2 separate regions of the Homo sapiens genome follow, and region 2 is linked to region 1. A link is an interaction called in ENCODE POLR2A ChIA-PET data of the cell type or tissue named here. Cell type or tissue: PC-9. All regions are shown on one strand. Links, peaks and the distances in the headings refer to the core of each region. The heading gives the core; the rest is flanking DNA.

Region 1 (12,448 bases), core at 1,925-9,924:
CAAGAGTCTTGCTCTGTCACCCGGGCTGGAATGCAATGGCACGGCTATGGCTCACTGCAGCCTCTACTACCTGGGCTCAAATGATCCTCTCATCTAGGCCTCCTGTGTAGCTGGGACTACAGACACTTGCCACCACGCCTACACCCAGCTGTTTCTTTTGGTTTTGGTTTTTACTCTCCCTCAAATCTTGGAACCCAGCTGTTTTTTTCAATTTAAATGCACAATTTTCTAGGTATGATTTAACATTGAAAGGCTTAAGGAACTTGATTAAATTTGTAAACATTATAACATTTTTGTAAAACTTAAAAGAACCTGAATTAGGGCGGGGTGCGGTGGCTCACGCCTGTAATTCCAGCAGTTTGGGACGCCGAGGTGGGAGGATCATTTGAGGTCAGGAGTTCGAGACCAGCCTCACCAATACGGTGAAATCCTGTCTCTACTGAAACTACAAAAATTAGCCGGACATCCGGACATGGTGGCGCAAGCCTGTAGTCCCAGCTACTGGGGTGGATGAAGCAGGATAATCGCTTGAACGTGGGTGGTGGAGGTTGCAGTGAGCTGAGATCGTGCCACTGCACTCCAGCCTGGGAGACAGAGCAAGGCTACTCCAACCCCAAAAAAAAAAAAAAAAAAAAAAAAAAAAAAAAAAAAAAAAGCACATGAATTACCACATTGGTAAATTTGGTTTATTTGCTTTACAAGTTGTTTTAATGCATAGGAAGATATTGTTTTTTTAGAGTTGCACGTCTGCCCCCTCAGGCATTAGAAGTGTTTAGAAATGTAATCAATTAGATGTTTTATGCTTAGGCAAATTTGACTTCTCAAAAGTGAGGTAATTAAAAATTAGATAATACGTGAAAGTGATTATTCTTATTATTATTTTGTTGAGAGACAGTCTTGCTGTTGCCCACGTTGGAGTGCAATGGCACAATCTCAGTTCACTGCAACCTCCACCGCCCAGGTTCAAACAATTCTTCCGCCTCAGCCTCCGGAGTGGGATTACAGGCGCAGGCCGCCATTCCCCGCTAATTTTTTGTATTTTAGTAAAGATTGGGTTTCACCGTATTACCCAGATTGATCTCGAACTCTTCAGCTCAGACAATCCGCTGGCCTCGACCTCCCAAAGTGCTGGTGGGTGCGGAATTGGTGGGTTCTTGGTCTCACTGACTTAAAGAATGAAGCTGTGCACCCTCGCGGTGAGTGTCACAGTTCTTAAAAACAGTGTGTGCGGAGTTCGTTCCTTCTGCTGCCTTCTGCTGTTTGGATGTGTTTGGAGTTTCTTCCTTCTGGTGGGTTTGTGGTTTCGCTGGCTGAGGACTGAAGCTGCGGACCTTCGCGGTGAGTGTTACAGCTCTTAAGGGGGCGCGTGTGGAGTTATTCATTCCTCCTGGTGAGTTCATGGCCTCACTGGCTTCAAGAGTGAAGACGCAGACCTTCCAGATGAGTGTTACAGCTCATAAAGGCAATGTGGACCCAAAGAGAGACAGCAGTAAGATCTGTACAACCTGAAAACCGTACAACAACAAATCTTCCACAATGTGGAAGGTGATCTCAGCGGGTTGCCACTGTTGGCTCCAGCAGCCTGCTTTTATTCTCTTATCTGGCCCCACCCATATCCTGCTGATTGGTCCATTTTACAGAGAGCCGATTGGTCCATTTTACAGAGAGCCGATTGGTCCATTTTACAGAGAGCTGATTGGTCCGTTTTTGACAGGGTGCTGATTGGTGCGTTTACAATCCCTGAGCTAGACAAAAAAGTTCTCCATGTCCCCACTAGATTAGCTAGATACAGAGTGTCCACACAAAGGTTCTCCAAGTCCCCACCAGAGTAGCTAGATACAAAGTGTCAATTGGTGCATTCACAAACCCTGAGCTAGACACAGGGTGCTGACTGGTGTGTTTACAAACCTTGAGCTAGATACAGAGTGATGATTGGTGTATTTACAATCCCTTAGCTAGACATAAAGGTTCTCCAAGTCTCCACCAGAGTAGCTAGATACAGAGTGTCGATTGGTGCATTCACAAACCCTGAGCCAGATACAGAGTGCCAATTGGTGTATTTACAATCCCCTAGCCTAGACATAAAGGTTCTCCAAGTCCCCACCAGACTCAGGAGCCTAGCTGGCTTCACCCAGTGGATCCCGCACCAGGGCTGCAGGTGGAGCTGCCTGCCAGTCCCGTGCCGTGTGCCTGCACTCCTCAGCCCTTGGGTGGTCGATGGGACTGGGTGCGTGGAGCAGGAGGCAGTGCTCGTCGAGGAGGCTTGGGCCGCACAGGAGCCCACAGGAGGGGAGGCTCAGGCATGGCAGGCTGCAGGTCCCGAGCCCTGCCCCGTGGGGAGGCAGCTAAGGCCCAGCAAGAAATGGAGCACAGTGCCAGTGGGCCGGCACTGCTGGGGAACCCAGCACACCCTCTGCAGCCGCTGGCCCGGATGCTAAGCCCCTCATTGCCCGGGGCCAGCAGGGCCGGCAGGCCGCTCTGAGTGCGAGTGCAAGGCCTGCCAAGTCCACGCCCACCCGGAACTCCAGCTGGCCCACAAGGGCCGAGCGTGCAGCCCCGGTTCCTGCTTGCGCCTCTCCCTCCACACCTCCCTGCAAGCTGAGGGAGCCGGCTCCGACCTTGGCCAGCCCAGAAAGGGGCTCCCACAGTGCAGCGGTGGGCTGAAGGGCTCCTCAAGTGCCACCGAAGTGGGAGCCCAGGCAGAGGAGGCACCCAGAGCGAGCAAGGGCTGCCAGCACACTGTCACCTCTCACTGGGATTACAGGTGTAAGCCACCGTGCCCGGCCCCAAATTATTAAATGTATAACTAGAATAACAAACTGTGTAAATTGGACCTGAAGGCTTAAAAGGAAAAAATTGGATTTTTTAAAATTTAAAGTTTTGATCAACTGTAAATAAATTCAAACCCAAGGATACTGATTTTGAGCTCAAAATCCCTTTCAAACATTAGAAACTCACGGGGCGCTGTGGCTCACGCCTGGAATCCCAGTTCTTAGAGAGGCAGAGGCGGGCAGATATCTTGAGCCCAGGAGTTCAGACCTGCCTGGGCAATATAGCTAGAACCTATTCTCCACAAAAAGGGGGGGAAAATGTGTAACTCAAACATTAGAAATTCAAACTGATAGTGAGGTAGGAGGCGGGACTCGACTCTGCGGGCAGGCCTGGGACACCGGACAAAATTGAGGACTAGCTAAAACAGGGATGAGTGGAAGCAGCTTTCCGTCAGTGCCCACCAGTGGGCCCTGTCAGTTTCCCATTGCCATGGCAACACCCAGGGGAGTTACCGCCCCTTTCCATGGCAACAACCTAACCACCGGGAAGTTACCATCCTTTTCCTAAAAATTTCTGCATAAACCTCCCCTTAATTTGCATATAACTAAAAGTGGGTATGCATGTGACTGCAGACCTGCCTCTGAGCTGCTTCTCTGGGCACATTGCCTATGGGGTAGCCCCGCTCCGCATGGAGCAGCACCTCTGCTGCTGCTGTGCATCAATGCGTCAATAAAAATTGCTAACACCACCAGCTCACCCTTAAATTCTTTCCTGGGCAAAGCCAAAAACTCTCTTGGGCTAAGCCTCACTTTTGGGGCTTGCCTGTCCTGCATCATCAGGAGCAAGCCAGATTACCCTATTTCATAAAGAATAGGGAAAAGACAGTCAACAAAAGAGGAGAGGGTGACCAGTGTGGAGTGTAGGAGGACAAAAAGGAGGAGGAGGGGGAGAAGAAGGAAAGAAGTCCACCGGAGAGGTGAGAGAGAGATGTGTAATGATGACTTAGAGAAAGTCTTACTCTCTGTTTTCATTGTCACCTCAATGATTTTCAGCACAGATATGCATTGCTTTTTTCTTTTTAATCAACCGTGAGTTGTAATTTACATACATAAAATGCACCCATTCTTTTTTTTTTTTCAGACGGAGTCTCACTCTGTCACCCAGGCTGGAGTGAAGTGATGCAATCTCAGCTCACTGCAATCTCTGCCTCCTGGGTTGAAGCAATTCTCCTGCTTCAGCCTCCCGAGTAGCTCGGACCACAGGCACCCGCCACCACACCTGGCTAATTTTTGTATTTTAATGGAGATGGGGTTTCACCATGTTGGCCAGGCTGGTCTTGAACTCCTTACCTCAGGTGATTCGCCCAATTCAGCCTCCCAAAGTGCTGGGGTTACAGGCATGAGCCACCGCGCCCGGCCATAAAATGCATTCATTCCAAGTGTAAAGATTGATGACTTTTTGATAAAGGTGAACTCCTCCCTTCCAAGTGCTAACCAGACCCAACCCTGCTTAGCTTCCAAGTTCAGGGTGGTATGGCTGTAAATGGTAAATGTATCCACTTGAACAACCGCAATCACAATCAAGATATAAAGCATTTCTATCACCTCAAAAAGTTCTTATGTGCCTCTTCAACCCCTAGCCCCAGAAAAACCCTAATTTGATTTCCAGCATTACAGATTACATTCACCTATTCTAGAACTTCATATACATGAAATCACAGTACGTATGCTTTTGTGTCTGGCTTCTTTCATTCAGCATGTTTTAGAAATGCATCCATGTTGGCCGGGCGCGGTGGCTCACGCCTGTAATCCCAGCACTTTGGGAGGCTGAGGCGGGCAGATCATGAGGTCAGGAGATCAAGACCAAGGGCCCCGGCCCTTCTTTTTTTTTTATTGCTGAATATTTTTCCATGGTATCATCTTGTTTCTCCATTCACCTGTTGATGGACATCTGGGCTGTTTCCAGTTTGGGCTCATTATGAATAAAGCTGTAATAAGCATTAGAGTACATATCCTTTTCTAGACATAACTTGTCATTTCTCTTGGGTAGATACGTAGGAGTGGAATTGTCGAGTCACATGTTAAGTGTATGTTTAACTTCATAAGAAACTGAGGAGCTGGTTTTCAAAGCAGTTGCATCATGGTACATTCCCTCTTACTTGCTCGGTACTTTCAGGAGTCAGATTTGTGTTCTCTTGGGTAAGACAATGTATTAGTCACGGTTCTCTAGAGGGACAGAACTAATGGAATAGATATATATAAAGGGAAGTTTATTAAGTATTTACTCACATGATCACAAGTTCTCACAATAGGCCATATCTGCAGGCTGAGAAGCAAGGAGAGCCAGTCCAAGTTCCAAAACTGAAGAATTTGGAGTTGGGGGGCAGGAAGCATCCAGCATGGGAGAAAGATGTAGGCTGGGAGGCTAGGCCAGTCACTCTTTTCACATTTTTCTGCCTGCTTATATTCTAGCCGTGCTGGCAGCTAATTAGATTGTGCCCACCCAGATTAAGGGTGGGTCTGCCTTTCCCAGCCCACTGACTCAAATGTTAATCTCCTTTGGCAACACCCTTACAGACACACCCAGGATTGTATCCTTCAATCCAATCAAGTTGACCCTCAGTATTAACCATTACAGACGATATCTTCATTGGGCTCAAGGTAGCTCCAATACATCATGATGAGTGTAAAAAGATATTATACCCATAAATGTGTTTTTGTCAGGCCTCTGAGCCGAAGCTCAGCCATTATAACCCCTGTGACCTGCACATACACGTCCAGATGGCCTGCAGGAGCCAAGAAGTCTGGGGCAGCTGAAAAACCACAAAAGAAGTGAAACAGCCAGTTCCTGCCTTAACTGATTAACCAACATTACAACATTCCACCATTGTGACTTGTCCCTGCCCTACCTTAACTGATCAATCGGCCTTGTGACATTCTTCTTCTGGACAATGAGTCTTATAATCTCCCCACCATGTACCTTGTGACCCCCTCCTCTGCTAACAATAGATAACCACCTTTTACTGTAATTTTCCATTACCTACCCAACTCCTATAAAGCAACCCCTTCCCCATCTCTCTTCATTGACTCTCTTTTCGGACTCAGCCCACTTGCACCCAAGTGAATAAACAGCCTTGTTGCTCACACAAACCCTGTTGGTGGTCTCTTCACATGGATGCGCTTGACAGTTTTTAGGTGGAAGAAAGGAAGCTCCATCCATAGATGACCTTGTCTTCTGCCCCTAGTAACTTTCCAGGGCCTGTGCCAAGCACAGCCCTTTGGGTCCAGAATTGTTTTCAGGCAGGGAGCTTCAGTGGTCTGTGGGTCCACTGATCTTGAGCTGACCTGATTGCACTACTGACCTGCTTAGTCCCCCTTGAGAGACTCTGGAAGGGCAGGGATCTCGGAGTACTCTCCATCCCAGACCAAGTCCAGGATCATGAGGCTGGGGTGATGGAAAAAGGATCGGGACCCCAGGCTACAGGCAGTGATAGTGATTGCTTACACATCTTGACATGTACAAAAACACAGGCCATTCAGAGCTGCATGGCAAAGGGGTGGTGGGGGGGGTGCAGGGGAGGGACTCTGAAAAATGCCTCTTGATGACTCAAATCCTTCCCCTGCCCCAGCCCCAATCCCAAAGCAATTTCTCTCACCTGTCAGTTCACTCAGGAAAAAGAAGGGCTTTCAAGGAAAGGAAGAAAGGGATTCCCAAGCCCCTTGGTCACTAAGAAGAGGCTACCGCAGGCCCCAGCCACCTTCAGGTACACTCATTGTCTTTCCAGAGCAAGGTTGCTACATGTGCAACCTAAAAATGGGCGAAAACGCAGGAGCTCCCCTCGGAGGAAATGACCCTTCTGCCCAAGGACGGTAAAGAAGGGATGAGGCTTGGCAGAGGGGTGTGAAGGAAAGCCCAGAGGTGCAGTGGTTTGGAAGGGCCTAGGGACAAGGTGACAGACAAGACTGTGGAGGCTTCCTTCTTCCTCCAGAGCAGCTAATGGGGGCAAAGACTTGGGAGGAACCCAGTGAGTCCAACGACCCATGTCAGCGTGGGGGACCAATGCCAGAAGCAGATCTGTGACAGCGAGGGAGTCTCCCTGCTCCCTCCTGGGCACAAGAATAAAGACTACATTTCCCAGCATCCCTTGCGGATAGGTGTGGTCGTGGGGCTCATCCTACCCAATGACATGTGAGCAAATCGGTAAAGTGGCCACTTCCTGGCCCTTTTCTGAGACAGGGGGAGAGAGAGAGAGAGAGAGCGAGAGGGAGACAGCATGGGGCTGTGGCGGGGGCAGCGAGGTGCCCGCGCCCCTGAGGACTCCATGGGGCAGGCTTTTTTTTCTTTTTTTTTTTTTCTTTTGAGATGGAGTCTCTCTCTGTCGCCCAGGCTGGAGTGCAGTGTCCCAATCTGGGTGCACTGCAACCTCCGCCTCCTGAGTTCAAGCGATTCCCCTGCCTCAGCCTCCCGAGTAGCTGGGATTACAGGCCCGTGCCACCACGCCCGGCTATTGGTAAAGACCTGGTTTCACTATGTTGGCCAGGTTGGTCTCGAACTCCTGACCTCAGGTGATCCGCCCACCTCGGCCTCCCAAAGTGCTAGGATTACAGGTGTGAGCCACCGCGCCCAGCCCTTTATTTTTTTAAGACTGCGTTTCGCTCTGTTGCCCAGGCTAGAGTGCAATGTCGCAGCTCACTGCAACTTCCGCCCCAGGGTTCAAGCGATTCTCCTGCTTTAGCCTCCTGAGTAGCTGGGATTACAGGCGTGCACCACCACGCCCGGCTAATTTTTGTATTTTTTAGTAGAGATGGGGTTTCACCGTGTTGGCCAGGCTGGTCTTGAACTCCTGACCTCAGGTGATCCGCCCCTCTAGGCCTCCCAAAGTGCTAGGATTATAGGCATGAGCCACCGCACCCAGCTGGGGCAGAGTTTTTATGTGAGAGAGAAACAAACTTCTCTCTTGCTTAAGCCACTGTTTGGAATTGTTGTTCCATCCAAACCTAATCTTTTTTTTTTTTTTTTAAGACAGAGTCTCGCTCTGTCATCCAGGCTGGAGTGCAGTGGCGCGATCTTGGCTCACTGCAACCTCTGCCTCCCGGGTTCACGCCATTCTCCTGCCTCAGCCCCCCAAATAGCTGGGACTACAGGTGCCCGCCACCACGCCTGGCTAATTTTTTTGTATTTTTAGTAGAGACGGGGTTTTACCGTGTGTTAGCCAGGATGGTCTCAACCTCCTGACCTCGTGATCCGCCCGCCTCAGCCTCCCAAAGTGCTGGGATTACAGGCGTGAGCCACCGCACCCGGCCCCAAACCTAATCTTAAATAATCATGGAGCCAAAGGAGGGAGCAAAGGCTAGATGCGAAGGCGCGTCCCAGGTGTTGAAAATGCAGGGCCCCAGGGGTCCATAGGGAGCCAAAGGCAAGCTCCAAGGCAAGAGCCAGGAGGTGGGGCCACCCTGGGGTGGCAGAAGTCATCTGGTCTGGAAGGTTTTCGGGGCGCTGGGAAGAATATGAAGGGTCAGAAGCTGCAGCCAGGTTGGGGAGGGTGCAGAAGGACTAGAAGGGACCAAGAAGAGCCAACTCTGCCGCCCTCCACCCCTTCCCTCTCCCACCCAGGCATGGACCCAAGGCCAGCCGAGCTGGGGGCAGGTGTTTACCATGAATCCATTTTTGAGTTCTTGTTTCTATCTAGGATGGGAAATTCTGATTGCTGACCTGAGACTGGATTGGCCACTTAAATGCCCACAGCCCTAGAGGAGACCAGAGCCAGCAGTTGAGACCTGAGACACTCAGAGTTCTTATCACCTTAGGGCAGAAACTTCCACCCACTTCATTCATTCATCCACCCAACAAACATCTACTGAGCATCCACTGTGTGCCCCCAACCATTCTAGGTGCTGGGGATGGGACAGTAAGCAGAGCACCAAAAATTCCTTCCCTGTGGATCACCTGTGCTATTGGGAGAGATGGACGCTAAGCAGGATACATAAGAAAAAGATAAAATTGGCCAGGTGCGGTGGCTCACCCCTATAATCCCAGCACTTTGTGAGGCCTAGGCGGGTGGATTATTTCAGGTCAGGAGTTCCAGACCAGCCTGGCCAACATGGTGAAACCTCGTCACTACTAAAAATACAAAAATTAGCCGGGCGTTGTGGTGGGTGCCTGTAATCCCAGCTACTCGGGAGGCTGAGGCAGAACTGCTTGAACCTGGGAGGCGGAGGTTGCAGTGAACTGAGATCGTGCCATTGCACTCCAGCTTGGGTGACAGAGTGAGGCTCCGTCTCTCTCTATGTGTGTGTGTGTGTGTGTGTGTGTGTGTGTGTGTGTGTGTGTGTATAGTTATGTAGTAGTCAATACAAAGGAAATAAAGCTGAGAAGGGACAGGAAACAGAGGGGTAAATTTCTGCTAGGGCAGCTGGGGAAAGCCTCACGAAAAGACAGCATTTCTGTAAGGACTTTTTAAAATGTTAGCAGGGCACAGGAGACAAAACAGCAGTGTGATGGCTCAAGGATGTCAGTAAATAGAATAAATAAATAAATAACAATAAAAAATAAGTGGCCAGTTATGGTGGCTCATACTTGTGATCCTAGCACTTTGAGAGGCCAAGGCTGGCGGATCAATTGAGCCCAGGAGTTCCAGGCCAGCCTGGGCAACATGGCAAGACCCTCATCTCTACAAATAATTTTTTTTTTTTGAGATAGAGTCTCCCTCTGTTGCCCAGGTTGGCCTGCAGTGGCACGATCTTGGCTCACTGCAACCTCCACCTCCTGAGTTCAAGCAATTCTCCTGACTAGCTGGGAATACGGGCATGTGCCACCATGCCCAGCTAATTTTTGTATTTTTTAGTAGAGACGGGATTTCACCATGTTGGCCAGGCTGGTCTCGAACTCCTGACCTCAGGTGATCTACCCGCCTCGGCCTCCCAAAGTGCTGGGATTACAGGCATGAGCCACCATGCCAGGCCTTACAAATAATTTATTTTTATTTATTTAGTTAGTTTTTATTTCATAATCATAAGCTTAATTCTGCAATCCAGCTAGGCATGGAAAGGAACAAGGAAAACAGGGAACTCAAAGCGAACTGATCGAGAGCACAAAGATTCTAGGATACTGTGAGCAAATGGGGTGGAGGGTGCTCTCCTGAGCTACAGAAGGAATGGGCTGGTGGTTAAGATAAAACACAAGTCAAACTCATTAGAGTTGCCCACAGTCAGCAATGGTGATCTTGCTGGTCTTGCCATTCCTGGACCCAAAGCGCTCCCTGGCCTCTGCAATATTCATGCCTTCTTTCACCTTGCCAAAGACCACACCCTTGCCATCCAACCACTCAGTCTTGGCAATGCAGATAAAAAACTGGGAACGGTTTGTGTTGGGTCCAGCATTTGCCATGGACAAGATGCCAGGACTGTATGCTTCAGGAAGAAGTTCTCATCATCAGATTTCTCCCTGCAGATGGACTTGCCACCAGTGCCATTATGGCGTGTGAAGCCACCACCCTGACACATATACCCTGGAATAATTCTGTGAAAGCAGGAACTCTTATAACCAAACCCTTTCTCTCCAGTGCTCAGAGCACCAAAGTTTTCTGCTGTCTTTGGAAACTTGTCTGCAAACAGCTCGAAGGCGACACAGCCCAAGGGCTCACTGCCAGCGGCGATGTTGAAGAACATGGTGGGGTTGACCATGGCTGATAGTTACTGGGTACAAACACATACGTGCACCTATGTGTGTCTTACATGAGCAGTGGCCCCACAATCCGATGGCCAGGGAGAGGTGTCTGGAACAGAGACCGGAGCGAGGCAGGATTGGCCTCTCAGCCCAGCCCCAGATTTTTTTTTTTTTTTTTTGAGATGGAGTCTTGCTCTGTTGCCCAGGCTGGAGTGCAGTGGTGCCATCTCGGCTCACTGCAAGCTCCGCCTCCCAGGTTCACGCCATTCTCCTGCCTCAGCCTCCCAAGTAGCTGGGACTACAGGCGCCCGCCACGACACCTGGCTAATTTTTTGTATTTTTTAGTAGAGACGGGGTTTCACCGTGTTAGCCAGGATGGTCTCGATCTCCTGACCTTGTGATCCGCCTGCCTCGGCCTCCCAAAGTGCTGGGATTACAGGCGTGAGCCACTGCACCCAGCCCCCGGCCCCAGTCTTTAGGCATGGCCGAGAATGGGCCACCGGCTGCCAGATGGAGGCAGCGTCAGCAACACCTCCTCTCAGGCTGGATGGCGCTATCAGGGAAGGAGGACCGGGCCTGAGATTGTAGAGTCTCTGGGTCTGGCCCTGTGGCATCACAGGCTGCAGACAGCACAGGGTGACTGTAGGCTCTCCACTTCCCACCCCACCCTGGCCCACCGCCTCAGCTGCTTTCCATTCCCGCAGGGCTGATGGGCTTTTTCCAGGTGGCGCCAATGGCCTGACCCAGCAGGAGCCACGGGACAGGACGGGGTGGGGACCATTCCTGGACAGTCAAGGGAGATGAGATGTGACCCTGAGCCCCTGTGGCTGGGGGCAGGGGGCCGGTAGCAGCTTTGCCAGGGGCAGAGGGAGGTCGGGAGGGTGAGGCCAGCAGCGCCCCCAACCCACATCCTGTTTTCAGAATCTGGGGCTCCAGCATGTGCTTTTTCCCTTGGACTTTCTCCAGGGCAGCGTCCCCCACCCAGGCCCACTCCCAAGGGAAGCCTGCACGAGGGCAGGAGGGTTCCCCAACACACACAAGCAGGAGTTTACCTAGAGTTTTTCCTGCGGGGGCTGGGCCCCTGAGCTGGAGGGAGTGGTGGGTGAAGGGTACGTGCCTTCCCCTTCCTGAAAGTGGACCTGGGGGTCTGCGTCAGCATATGGAAAACCACACAGGCACCCATGGCTGATAGGGAGAGGAACTGTGACCAAGGAGGTGAGTCCTGCTGCCCTTCTTCAGAGGGGCAGGCATGACCTCCCTCCAGTGCCTGCACCCACCAGCCCCACACAAGGCTGGCATAGAGGCAACCCCTCCTGGGGACTGTCAGGCCCTGGGACAGCACCTGGGAAGCCCAGCCAGGCTGGATGGAGGACAGTTCCATGAAAGGCTCAAGAGCTTGGGCTCAAGAACTAGTTGGGCCTCGCATAGGCCTGGATCTGCTATTTACCGGCTGCGCGACAGCAGGCAAGTGGCTTAGACCCTCTGAGTCTCAGTTTCCCCTGGTGTAAATAGTGCCCTCATGCCACCATTGACAGAGAATCGAATGAGCTCATTGGCATATGGAGCTAACGGGGTTCCACACGGGGACTGGCCCAGCAGGTGCATAGGTGAAGCGGGTTTTGCTATGCACTCAGGCGGACCCCTAGGAAGGCAGAGCAGACAACCAAACATCTCAGCCTGGAGTGTCCCCTCCCTGACCACTCAGATCACCGTCGGTCACCCTTACTCCCTTCTCCATAAAACAGCTTCCCCCGCCACCCAGGGCAGTAGGAGGGAACTCTCAATTCAGAGCCTTCTGGGGGGAAAAAGTCCTATTTTTCACATTATAAAATAACATGAGGCCGGGCGCGGTGACTCAAGCCTGTAATCCCAGCACTTTGGGAGGCCGAGGCAGGTGGATCACCTGAGGTCAGGATTTCGAGACCAGCCTGACCAACATGGAGAGATCCTGTCTCTATTAAAAATACAAAATTAGCTGGGCATGGTGGCACATGCCTGTAATCCCAGCTAT
Region 2 (12,448 bases), core at 1,642-9,641, 130 kb before region 1:
GAACATCATCTCCTCCCCTGGAAAAAGAAGGACCTCTCTCGCCACTGCCCCTCACCCCTCCTACACAACAGGAGGAGGAAAACTTTCCTCCCTCTCAGAGGGACTTCAGAGGCCCTAAAAGGGTAACTCTCTTTCCTGGAGTATCACAGTAAATTGGCAATGGAGACTAAGTGTGAATTCAGACACCCAGAGCGCCAGTGCCGAGCTTTTACCTGCTCTGTTCTCTCTTGATCCTGAGCCTGGTTTTTGGTTACCAAAATTCTCACTATCCTCTGTACTGTAAAGTCCTCCCTGCTATTCATTTTAGATTTGCATGTTGCAAATAAAGCCTAGAATGCTCAGGAGGCTAAACACTCAAAGTCAATGACCTGCCCCATTGAGGCAAAGAACATCTCTCTCCAATCTTTTGGGTCTGTCTTAACCCCAAAGAAGAGGGACTCCCAGAAAGCAGTGAAGTCTGCACCTCTGCTACCTTCTCAGGGGGCTCAGCACCTCCCTGAAGCAACAGAACCTCCCTAAGGCACACATATGCTCATGTCATTCCCTCCCTGACCTTGCCCTGCTTAAAGGCTCCCCGTGTATCTCCACTGCCCACCACAGAAAATTCCCACTGCTCAGGCCAGTCTATACCCTGGCCCCACCCATTCTCATCAGTCACCTGCAAGAAACAGAAGCCACACTAGCTAGTGTAAGCAGAGAGGAATTTCATGCAGTATTCTGTCCTTAGAAAATGATCAAGAGGGCTAGAGGAGCAAGCTGCACTGCAGGAATAGCTCCCAGAACACAGGGGCCGAGCAACCCACCTGGGAGTCTTGCCCTCTGGTACCATCAGGAGAGTAAGGAATCAGGAGTGGCTGGGCACAGTGGCCCACACTTGTAATCCCAGCACTATGGGAGGCCGAGGCAGACGGATCACTTGAGGTCAGGAGTTCCAGACCAGCCTAGCAACATGGCAAAACCCCGTCTCTACTAAAAATATAAAAAAAAAAAAATCTGGGCATGGTGGCGCACACCTGTAGTCCCAGCTATTCGGGAGGCTTGAGGAGAATCGCTTGAACCCAGGAAGTGGAGGTTGCAGTGTGAGCTGAGATCGCACCACTGCACTCCAGCCTGGGCAACAGAGTAAGACTCCATCTCAGAAAAAAATAAAAGAATCAGAAGCCGCTCAGGGTCTGTGGACTTCAAGAACCATCATCACAACTGATTCAGGAAGTTGTTTCAGCAACAAGCTCTTCATGCCCACAAAGCTGAACACTGGATGTTAGAAAACAGCTGCTAAAAAATATACCCAGTGTCCAGCTGGGCGTGGCGACTCAGGCCTGTAATCACAGCAACTCGGGAGGCTGAGGTGGGAGGATCAGTTGAGGCCAAGAGTTTGAGACCAACCTGGACAAAATAGTGAGACTTCCATCTCTACAAAAAAATTAAAAGCTTAGCTGGGTGTGGTGGCATGTGCCTATAGTCCCACCTACTCAGGAGGCTGAAGCAAGAGGATTGCTTGAGCCTGGGAGTTCAAGGCTGCAGTGAGCCATGATGGTACCACTGCACTTCAGCCTGAGAAACAAAGCAAGACCCTCTCTCAAAATAAAGAAAATAAAAGGGAGGCAAAGGGAGATTAGACAGACAGAAGAGGAGAAGGAGATGTGAAGACACAGACTGAGACTGGAGTGATGTGGCCACAAGCCCAGGAATTCCAGGACAGCCACCAGAAATTTGAAGAGGCAAGGAATGGATTCTCCCTTTCAATCCCTGAAAGGAGCATGGCTCTGTCCAATTTCAGGCTCCAGACTGTGACAGAATAAATGTTTGTTGTTTTAAAGCATCAGGTTTGTGGTAATTTGTTACGATAGTCTCGAGAAACTAATAAAACACATCTTAAAAAGTAAAAAGAAGCAGAGGAAATTAATTTTAATAATGTTTTTATTTAACCCAGTATCTATAAAACAGCATCATTTCCACACACAATCAATATAAAAAATTACTGAGCAAGCATGGTGGCTCACGCCTGTAATCCCAGCCCTTTGGGAGGCCGAGGTGGGAGTATAGCTTGAAGCCAGGAGTTTGAGACCAGCCTGGGCAACATAATGTTACTGCATTTCTAGAAAAAAAAAAAATTATTCAATTACTATTGAGATATTTCATATAATTTTTCATACTGAGTCTTTAAAATCTGAATTGTATTTTGCACCCACAGCACATCTTTGTTTAGACTAGCCACATTTCAGGCGCTCCGTATCCACACACGACTAACGCTGACAGAAGATGGCTCAGCTCCAGCCTTTTGTAGGCCTCTTGGTTGCACCAGGCTGAGATTTGGGGGCCTTTCTGTCTATGAGTCATACTCCCCCATGAACAGTGTGCTCCTTGCGGGCAGGAGCCTTGTCCCATTCATCTCTATATCCTAACATCTGAATGCAGGGGCACTCAATAAATTGTTGTTTTTTGTTTATTTGTTTGTTTGTTTGTTCTAGATGGAGTCTCACTCTGACACCCAGGCTGGAGTACAGTGGCGTAATCTCAGCTCACTGCAACCTCCACCTCCCAGGTTCAGGAGATTCTCCTGCCTCAGCCTCCCGAGTAGCTGGGATTACAGGTGCCCACCACCATGCCTGGCTAGTTTTTGTGGTTTTAGTAGAGACGGGATTTCACCATGTTGGCCAGGCTGGTCTCAAACTCCTGATCTCAGGCGATCTGCCCACCTCGGCAGTGTGCCCTCCCAAAGTGCTGGGATTACAGGCGTGAGCCACCACACCCAGCCAAATAAATGTATTTTGAATGAATGAGTAATGTGGGTTCTCTACAAGAAAAAAACTCAGTCAGAAATTACATTTCTTAGTTTCTTTTTTTTTTGAGATGGAGTCTTGCTCTGTCACCCAGGCTGGAGTGCAGCGGTGCGATCTCGGCTCACTGCAAGCTCTGCCTCCTGGGTTCACGCCATTCTCCTGCCTCAGCCTCCCGAGTAGCTGGGACTGCAGGCACCCGCCACCACGCCCGGCTCATTTTTTGTATTTTAATAGAGACGGGGTTTCACTGTGTTAGCCAGGATGATCTCGATCTCCTGACCTCGTGATCCACCCACCTCGGCCTCCCAAAGTGCTGGGATTACAGGCGTGAGCCACTGCACCCGGCCATTTCTTGGTTTCTTTAATTGATTTTCCCTCTCCCTTAGTGAGAGACATGCAGAATACATCAAAATATAGGCTGGACTTTTTTTTTTTAATCTACTTGGAATCCCTTCTTTCAGAAGAGTAGATGTAGGACAAGGTGCCCCCGTCAACTAGGGAAATAGTGTATTTTGAGGTTGAAAAGAAATGCTGTGAATAGGCTTATATCTAGCAAAGAATTGAATTAATAATTAATAACCTTCCAAAACAGAAAGCACCAGGACCAGACAGTTTTACTGGTGAAATCTACCAAACATTTGAGGAAGAAATAGGACCACTTCTCTACAACCTCTTTCAGAAGATAGAAGCAGAAGGAACACTTCCCAACTCATTTTATGAGGCCAGCATTGCTGAAACCAGAGATACAAAAGAAAACTAGACACCAATATCACTCATGAACATAGATGCAAAAATCCTCCACAAAATGTTAGCAAATTGAACCCAACAATGTATTAGAAGAATTATACAGACCCAGGCATAGTGGTACATGTCTGTAATCCCAGCTACTCCAAAGTCTGAAGTGGGAAGATCACTTGAGTCCGGGAGGTTGAGACCAGCCTGGGCAACATAGCAAGACCCCATCACAAAAAAAAAAAGAATTATATACCATGACCAGGGGGTTCATCCCAGGTATGCAAGGAGGGTTCAAAATTCAAAAGTAAATTAATGTAATCTATCACATCCATAGGCTAAAGAAAAAATGTCATATCTATAGATGTATAAAGAAATGCCACTCCATCCATCCCTTGATGATCACGGCAAAGGGCAGTGATGTGGTGTTGGGCAGGGTTTGTGAGGCAGCTGGGGCTGAAATCACTGTTCTGAGACCATCTTAAGCTAAAGGAAGCAGCTGGGTGTGAAACAAAAGAGCCAATCTGCCAAGAAAGACCATAACCCCCAGGTATGGGTCTGTAAGGCTGGAGGACCCCCTGGCCCTGAAGAACCACTGCAGAGGCTATCCATACCAGCCCCAGGGGAGATGGCCAGGGTTACCCCGGAGTTGCCACAGTCTCTGCCCAACACTTCGCCCTACTGTAACCTGCCCCTTCCACTCAAGAAACTCACGAGTCGCCCCTCCCACTCTCCCACAATCATGAGCCACAGCCTCATGGGGGAAGCCGCCATGTGCAGTGACATCCACTCCAGGGCAGGAGCACCACATTTTTCATCCAAAGACATAATTGCTCATCAAGCCATGTGCCAACAAGGCTGCATGGACACCTAGGGACACCTTTTATGTCACCATCAGGAAGGGGCACCTTATATAACTTTCCATAGCTTTGCTCACCGGCCTCCCATGCACTAGTTCACCATGCCTCAGTGAAACCCCAGGGCATCAAAAACTGTAAGGCCAGAAGCCCTTCCACTGGGCATAATGGGGGCATGGGGCAACCCACCCCTGAGATTAGCCTACTGGGATCACCATGAGTCCCTGGGCTGGAGACTTCGCCAGCTCCCTCACTTCAGACCGCTCCCAGACCAGGCTCTGCCATCAGCACCCTCCCCTCACCATGTCTGAACACCTCCTTACAACATTCTAGGACCCCTGCCCCTCTAGAACAGGGAGAGAGTTGGAACCATGGAGAAGGAGCTACCAGACCAGACTTCTGGGCTTCCTGATCTCACCCTCCAATGTCCTCCCCTCAGGGAACTTCCACCCTGGGGCACAGACCAGACGAGGGACAGAGATAGCCCATGAGTGAAGGAACAGCTATAAGCCCCTTCTCAAAGCCCTCCAGACACTTCAGCCTCCTTTCCTTGAGTTAGAGGCCCCATCCCAAGCTAGAGTCATTACTGTAAAAGGAGAGAAAGAAGAAAAGACAAGCTCGTGCCTAGCCTTACTTCCAGTGGGCCCTTACCCTGTGCCTGTCCCAGTGTGACCCAGCACAAAGGGGGACTGCAGAGGGTCTCCTGCCCACTGGCATCCTGCTTTGTCAAGGCCCTCACTCTCTGCCAGCTCTGCCAACCCATGGCCTCTGCCCCAGCCAGCACCTGAGGAGTGCCCACTGCACACCTTGATTCTAGCTATGCCCTGTCCAAGCAAGGACTCCCTGGCCATGTGGTGCCACGAGAAGCCCAAGCAGGAACTTGGGAGCCCCTCACACACACCCAGACCCAAAACCCACCACCCAGTGCTTCCCTTCCTGCTGCCTGTGCCAGCCCCACCTGAGCTCACTGGATCCAGCAGGGGTGGGGCCTACTGCTGTCAGGGCCACGTGCAGGGCCCGCCCGGAGGGGAGGAGAGAAGGCGGGCAAGCTGCTTTTAAGGCAGGTCTGGAGGTGAACTGGCGCCTCTCCTGACTCTTCACCTGGACTCTGAGTCGTCTTGGTCCCAGGAGCCAGTAGTGAAGGCAACAGTCTGCCCACCTGTGGACACCAGGTAGGTGCCTTTATTCTTTAAGAAGAGAGGAACACGGAGCACCTTTGCTGGCCCTGATTCATTTAAACATTTTTTTTTTTTTTTTTGAGATGGAGTCTTGCTCTGTCACCCAAGCTGGAGTGCAGTGGCGCGATCTCGGCTCACTGCCAACGTCTGCCTCCAGGGTTCAAGCGATTCTCCTGCCTCAGCCTCCCAAGTAACAGGGATTACAGATGTTTGCCACCATGCCCGGCTAATTTTCTTATGTTTAGTAGAGACGCGGTTTCACCATGTTGGCCAGGCTGGTCTCAAACTCCTGACCTCAGGTGATCCTCCCACCTTAGCCTCCCAAAGTGCTGGAATTACAGGCGTGAGCCCAGCCTCATTTAACCTTTTGTCTTCAGCTTCTCCATTTCTCAGGGCTCAGAGTGAAGGTGGGGAGAAATGGGGTGGAGGATGTGGATGAGACAGAGATGGTCTCAGGATCACAGACCGCGGAGTTCAGCAGTTCAAGGGAACTAAACCTGTGCCCCTCGGCAAATAGATGAGAGAGCTGAGGGCCACAGAGAAGAGGCTTGCCTGAGGTCATGGAAAGGGACTGGACACAGAACCCAGGCCTCTCGCCTCCCAGCGCTCTGGGAGCCCTCTGGGCACTTCAGAGGTAGACAGGACTGGGAGATGGGGCGGCTGGCCTTCACTGGTCCTATGGGTCCCTGCCTGAGGTCCACGTCCTGCGTCACCGGGTCTGGGTGGGAGGGATGGGAAGATCGGGAGCCAGTTTTCAAAAATAGGGGGTGCAGTGGAGATTGGGCTAATGAGGCAAAGTGCTTTGGGGGAGACTCAGGCTTTACCCTTGCCCCACCCTCTCCCTTCACTGACCTGGGCTCATTGGGAGAGAGTAAGTCAGGAGAAGAGGTTGGCAATGACACGGAAGAGGGGATTTGCCAAGGCACCAGGACTCCCCAGAGTCCTTGGGAACAAAGAAAGAGATCTGAGTCAGAATCAGAAGTGGGAGCGGGTAGGGGGCACCTACAAATAGAGCAGAGGTGGCTGGAGCCCTCCTTGCCCCCGCCCCGTGCCTCCCAACCACACAGAGCCCCGGGCCCAGGGACTCTCCCCACCACTTACAGCAAGAAAGAGCAAGTTAGAGGAGTGTGCGGGGCCGCGAAGGGGGCAGCATTCAGGAATACAGGAGTAAGATGGAGCCCTGCCTTGGTACATCCAAGGGCGACGCAGAGCCTTAAAAGTGAGGGGAGGCTGAAGAGGAGCGTAGGGGCTGCCTGCCCTTTGCTCAGCTCCAGGTCTGTCCCTCTTGGTTCCAGAATCCCAGAAGGGGCAGCGGTGGACAGGGTTCTTAAATATGTGAAGCAGCAGCAGAGGCTAAAAGTGTGGGACCGTGGAGCAAGACCACCTGGGTTTAAACCCCAATTCACAGTTGGGGTTGTATGACCTTGGGCAAATTCCTCAACCTCTCCAGCCCTGCAGCAATAGCACCCTCCTCAGAGAGCTGTTGAGAAAATGCAAGGTGTTCAGTGTCTGTTATTATCACATCCCCATCACACAGATGGGACAACTGAGGTCTGCCCAGAGAGGAAAGGACGCTTGCCCAGCGTGGCACAAAAGCTGTGTCCAAATTAGTAAGCAGGTATACTGGGTCCTGGTTGCGAGGGGACACCCAGCCCTCCTTGAGCTCTGCAAAGTCAGCAGCCCCAGCCTCCTCTGCAGGACACAGCCAGAAAACCCTGCAGGGAGCGCCCAGATCCTGTCCCAACAAACCCAGTCCACTTGGAGCCTGTGTGGAAAAAGCCGTGGTTCCGGCTCTGTGTCCTCAGCTGTCCCGGGAGGGCGGGAGCGCAGAGGCCGGCTCCCTTCCACTTCCATTTATAGAAAGCTTCCCGTGCCCGGGATGCCCCGCCCCCTGCAGGACCTGGCCAAGGAAAAGTCTGGCATCAGACCTACCGGAGCCACGGGCGTTGGGGGAGGCAGGAGAGGGGAAGGGGCCCTGGCTTTTCTCATGAAACCTGTGCGACCTTCAGCCAATCATGCCCCCTCTCTAGATCCCAGGTGTCCCTCTGCACTTGAATTCCATGTGGCATTGTAGCAGGACGAGCCGCAGACAAAACTCCTCAGACACCAAGTTAAAGAAGGAAGGGGTTTATTCGGCCGGGGGCATCAGCAAGACTCCTGTCTCAAGAGCCGAGCTCCCCGAGTGAGCATTTCCTGTCCCTTTTAAGGGCTCACAACTCTAAGGGGGTGCGTGTGAGAGGGTCGTGATCAATTGAGCAAGCAGGGGGTACGTGACTGGGGGCTGCACGCACCGGTAATTACGTGGGAACAAAACAGGAAAGGGATTTTCACAGTGCATTTCTATACAATGTCTGTAATCTATAGATAACATAACCGATTAGGTCAGGGGTCGATCTTTAACTACCAGGCCCAGGGTGTGGCGCTGGGCTGTCTGCTTGTGGATTTCATTTCTGCCTTTTAGTTTTTACTTTTTCTTTCTTTGGAGGCAGAAATTGGGCATAAGACAATATGAGGGGTGGTCTCCTCCCTTAGCATAAGGAATTAAGATTCCAAAATCCCACACCTGGGTTTGAATCCCAGCTCCACCATCTTTCTGGATGTGAAGCGTGTTTCTTGACCTCTCCGAGTCTCAGCATCTTCATCTGTAAAATGGACTGACAACTCAAAATAAATAAATAAGGCCAGGCACAGCGGCTCACACCTGTAATCCTAGCACTTTGGGAGGCCGAGGAAGGAGGAGCACTTGAGCCCAGGAGTTCAAGACCAGCCTGGGCAACAAAGTGAGACCCTCTTTCTACAAAAAATTCTCTGGGTATAGGGCACAAGCCTGTAGTCCCAGCTACTCGGGAGGGTGAGCTGGGAGAATCGCTTGAGCCCCAGGAGGTCAAGGCTGCAGTGAGCCATGACTGTGCCACTGCACTCTAGCCTGGGCAACAGAGCGACACCTTGTCTCAAGAAAAAAAAACAAGAGGACTGACAATAGGGTGCAGTACTTCCTAGAGCTGTGAGAGGATTGAGTTACCAATGTAATTCGTATGTAAACTATTTGGCACATGGTCAGCGCTCAATAAATGGAAGCTACTATTATGAGGCTGTTATACTCCATAAGTCCTTATTTCTAAGTACTATTTAGAATTGCCTAACTACCTTCACAAGGAGCACCTCACTGGTTCCATAACACTCTCTGGGAGGGTGCAGGAATTCTCATTACCATCTCACAGATGAGGAAACTCAGGGTCAGAGTCACACCATAAGGAGCTATTTGAGCTAGAAGTCAAATCTAAACCTTCGGATCCCAGAGTCCACTTTCTCTTCTCCCAGGCTAGTCTCAGATACCTTTTCCAGTGCTAAGGTCTGACTCCAAAACAGGACGTAAAGGAGGCGTTTTGGCAACGAGAAGAAAGAGAGTTGGGGGGTGTTGGTGGGGGCTGGGGACCAGCAGCAAAGCTCAGAGCAGGCAATGGGAGTGTAACCAGCACATTGCAGCTCTGTACAGTTTTCTTGGCAGCCTCAGTCCCAGAACTTCTTACCTCCTTACCAAGCCCCACCTACAAGAAACTAGCATGTGGCATTAAGGTTAGACAATGGAAAGGACTTTTCACAGTAAGGAAAATGAGGAGGTTGAGACATCTCTTTCCCAAATGAGCCCCAAGGAAATGAATATCATCTGATGATGTCACTCCCCAGCTCAAAACTTTTCAGAGCCTCCCTGTTGCCCTCAGGGTTGAGCTGGCAGTCCTGAGCCCAGCCTGCAAGGCCCTACGGGATCTGGCCAGCCTGCCTCCCCCGCCCCATCTCCTCCACCCACCCCAGGTGCTCTGTTACTCAGGTGCTCAATAGGGTCTTGTGAGCTTCCCTGCTGGCCAGACTTTTGCACAAATGGTCCCCTCTACTTTGTTTATTTATTTGTTTATTTGTTTAGTTAGAGACAGAGTCTTGCTCTGTCATCCAGGCTGCAGTGCATTGGCTCGATCTCGGCTCACTGCAACCTCTGCCTCCCAGCTTCAAGCAATCCTCCTGCCCCAGTCTCCTGAGTAGCTGGAATTACAGGCACGTGCCATCATGCCAGCTAATTTTTATATTTTTAGTAGAGATGGGGTTTCACCATGTTCACCAGGCTGGTCTCGAACTCCTGACCTCAAGGGATCAGCCCACCTCAGACTCCCAAAGTGCTGGGATTACAGGTGTGAGCCATCACGCCCAGCTCATCCCCTCTAACTTAAATCTTCCTCTCTGCCTCCTCATCCCTACTCAACTTGCGCAGCTACCTCTTGCTTTTCCTTCTTATCTCCCTTTGCGTGTCCCTTCCTCCAGGAAGACCTCCCTAACCTCCCCACTGAACTAGAAAAGTGCACTGTCCCTTCCCTCCTCTCTCGTGACACTGCTTACAGTTGTTCACCCACTTACTTGTCTGTTTCACCAACCGGCCCAAGTGCAGGTGCTCAGACATCAGGCAGCCGAGGGCCCAGTCCTTCTCTACACTTGTTGGCAGTGTGACCCTTGGGCAAGTTACCTACCTCTCTGTGCCTCAGTTCTCTCCCTGTAAAATGGGATAATAATACCTACCTTATACAGTTGTTATAAGGATTTTTAAAGCCTTTATCTAAAAATACCAGAGCTTATGTGGATAATAATTACTCAGCAAACGTTAGGTAGTATTTACTTAATAAACACACCTGGGATGTAGTAGATGTTCAATAAACATCTACTGAAGTTATTTTATTTAATGATCACTTACATAATGCTTATTATGTGCCAGGCACTGTTCTAAGCACATTACAATGATTAACTTGTTTTATAGACGAGGGAACTGAGGCACAGAGAAGTCAATTAACTTGCCCAAGGTTATACAGCTAGTAGGTGGTGGAGCCAGGCTGCAAACTCAGGTGGTCTGGCTCCAGCATCCATGCTTTTAAATGAATGAATAACTTAGCCTTTGTACGGAGGGTGGGAGGCAGGGGCTTCACCTACAGAAATTACTCCGTTCCCACTCTTGGACTCTTTCAGATCCTGGGAGCTCCTGGTTAGCAAGTGAGATCTCTGGGATGTCAGTGAGGCTGGTTGAAGACCAGAGGTAAACTGCAGAGGTCACCACCCCCACCATGTCCCAGGTGATGTCCAGCCCACTGCTGGCAGGAGGCCATGCTGTCAGCTTGGCGCCTTGTGATGAGCCCAGGAGGACCCTGCACCCAGCACCCAGCCCCAGCCTGCCACCCCAGTGTTCTTACTACACCACGGAAGGCTGGGGAGCCCAGGCCCTGATGGCCCCCGTGCCCTGCATGGGGCCCCCTGGCCGACTCCAGCAAGCCCCACAGGTGGAGGCCAAAGCCACCTGCTTCCTGCCGTCCCCTGGTGAGAAGGCCTTGGGGACCCCAGAGGACCTTGACTCCTACATTGACTTCTCACTGGAGAGCCTCAATCAGATGATCCTGGAACTGGACCCCACCTTCCAGCTGCTTCCCCCAGGGACTGGGGGCTCCCAGGCTGAGCTGGCCCAGAGCACCATGTCAATGAGAAAGAAGGAGGAATCTGAAGCCTTGGGTAAGGATTTGGGGCACAGTACCAGGAGGGGGGCTTGGTGCCAGACCTCATGAGGAAGAAGGATTTTCCTATGTACAGAGAAGGGGACCCTGTCCTGTTGGGAGGTGCTGTGCAAACCTAACCAAGTTACTAACCCCTCTGTTTTCTGTGCTACACAAAGGGGATAAATACAAGCTTCCCTCACTAGCCAATTCTATTTGGTTCCTGAGTTTGGAAAGTGATAGATACTGATTTTCTATGATTTTATGAGGACTTAAATAAGCTCCTATGGAAAGTGTTTTGTGCAGTGCCGTGCCCATAAAGAAGAGCTCAATAAATGTGGATCCCTGACCCCCACTGTCCTAGGGTGTCTCACTTCAGAGCCTAACCTGGGCCCCCCTGAAATTTTGGTAGGATTGCTATTGGGACCTCTGTCCTTGTTTAGGGGAGTATCTTTCTGGAGAGGCCCACGCTGGAAATGGTAGGATTGGGGCATCTGTTTAGGATAAGGACCCGGTAGTGTTCAAGCAGTGGTATGCTGGTGAATGTTTACCTGGCTCTCTGGTTGGGGAGCAGGGGCAGAGGGAGCTGATTTGAAGCTTCTGCCCATTTCCACAGTATGAATTCTCCCACTGTGGCCAATTTCAAACTACCAACATGATGTCACTGAATGAGGAGCTGGAGACATGTGGAGTAGCAGGCTGTCACACAGCATTGCCACCACACCAACACAATAGATGTAAATAACCCTGAGAGCACAGATAATAGTATGGAGGGTGGGGAGACACTGTCGTAAAATAATTGGGACGTGACGAATTTTAAGTATTTATTACCTTTGTTTTTAATGTAAGTTATTTCATTGTAAGTGTACATAATGTAATTATTCATAATGGCTGGGTTTAGTAACTAGCTAGACAAAATCCTGAAAATTTAACAATCAGCTCTTAACCAGCTGATACAAGCCAATTCCAGGGCACCACCGAGTCCAAAGGAACCTGGAAATTCCTACATCTGGCTTCAGTTTCCTGAACAAAGAGTTTCAAGTATGCTCTTGATGAGGATCAAGGAGCAGCCATCAGACAGGTTGGAAGACTGAGGCCTCCAAGGCTTTAAACTACCAGCAAGGGTGAAGGGGTGCATGATTAGGATTAGAGATAGGAGCCATAAGATATTACACTTACTGGACACATATCAGGCACTGTGCTGAGCACTTTATGTAGAATCTTCAATCCTCTCAATCCACTCCCTGAGCTGAATTTTTTTTTTTTTTTTTTTTTTGCAATGGAGTCTCACTGTCACCCAGGCTGGAGTGCAACAGCACGATCTCGGCTCACTGCAACCTCCACCTCCCGGGTTCAAGCAATTCTCCTGCCTCAGC

Evidence for each region. Peaks named below come from ENCODE experiments on the same cell type or tissue, not always from the same donor. Only the 100,000 strongest peaks of a DNase experiment are listed, where the experiment ranks them.
Region 2: POLR2A ChIA-PET joins it to region 1 with 19 read pairs; 4 of 35 experiments call an interaction of 5 or more read pairs at or near these places.

Annotation. Positions count from the first base shown.
Region 1 is chr17:40,365,957-40,378,404 of GRCh38, reverse strand. It overlaps the pseudogene PPIAP54 and the pseudogene RNA5SP441. Among named protein-coding and RNA genes, the nearest start is that of GJD3, 7.4 kb to the right of the region's middle. In PC-9, for the core only: no CTCF peak of the experiment used is centred there; a DNase peak (open chromatin) is centred at 5,694; H3K27ac peaks cover 796 bases.
Region 2 is chr17:40,494,630-40,507,077 of GRCh38, reverse strand. TNS4 (tensin 4) reads left to right here and starts at 5,455. Exons shown (of 13, transcript NM_032865.6): 1 at 5,455-5,544; 2 at 10,558-11,091. The coding sequence starts at 10,653. RefSeq lists an enhancer at 7,042-7,913. In PC-9, for the core only: a CTCF peak has its summit at 7,421 (motif pointing left); DNase peaks (open chromatin) are centred at 5,447, 7,387 and 9,217; H3K4me3 peaks cover 3,926 bases; H3K27ac peaks cover 1,200 bases.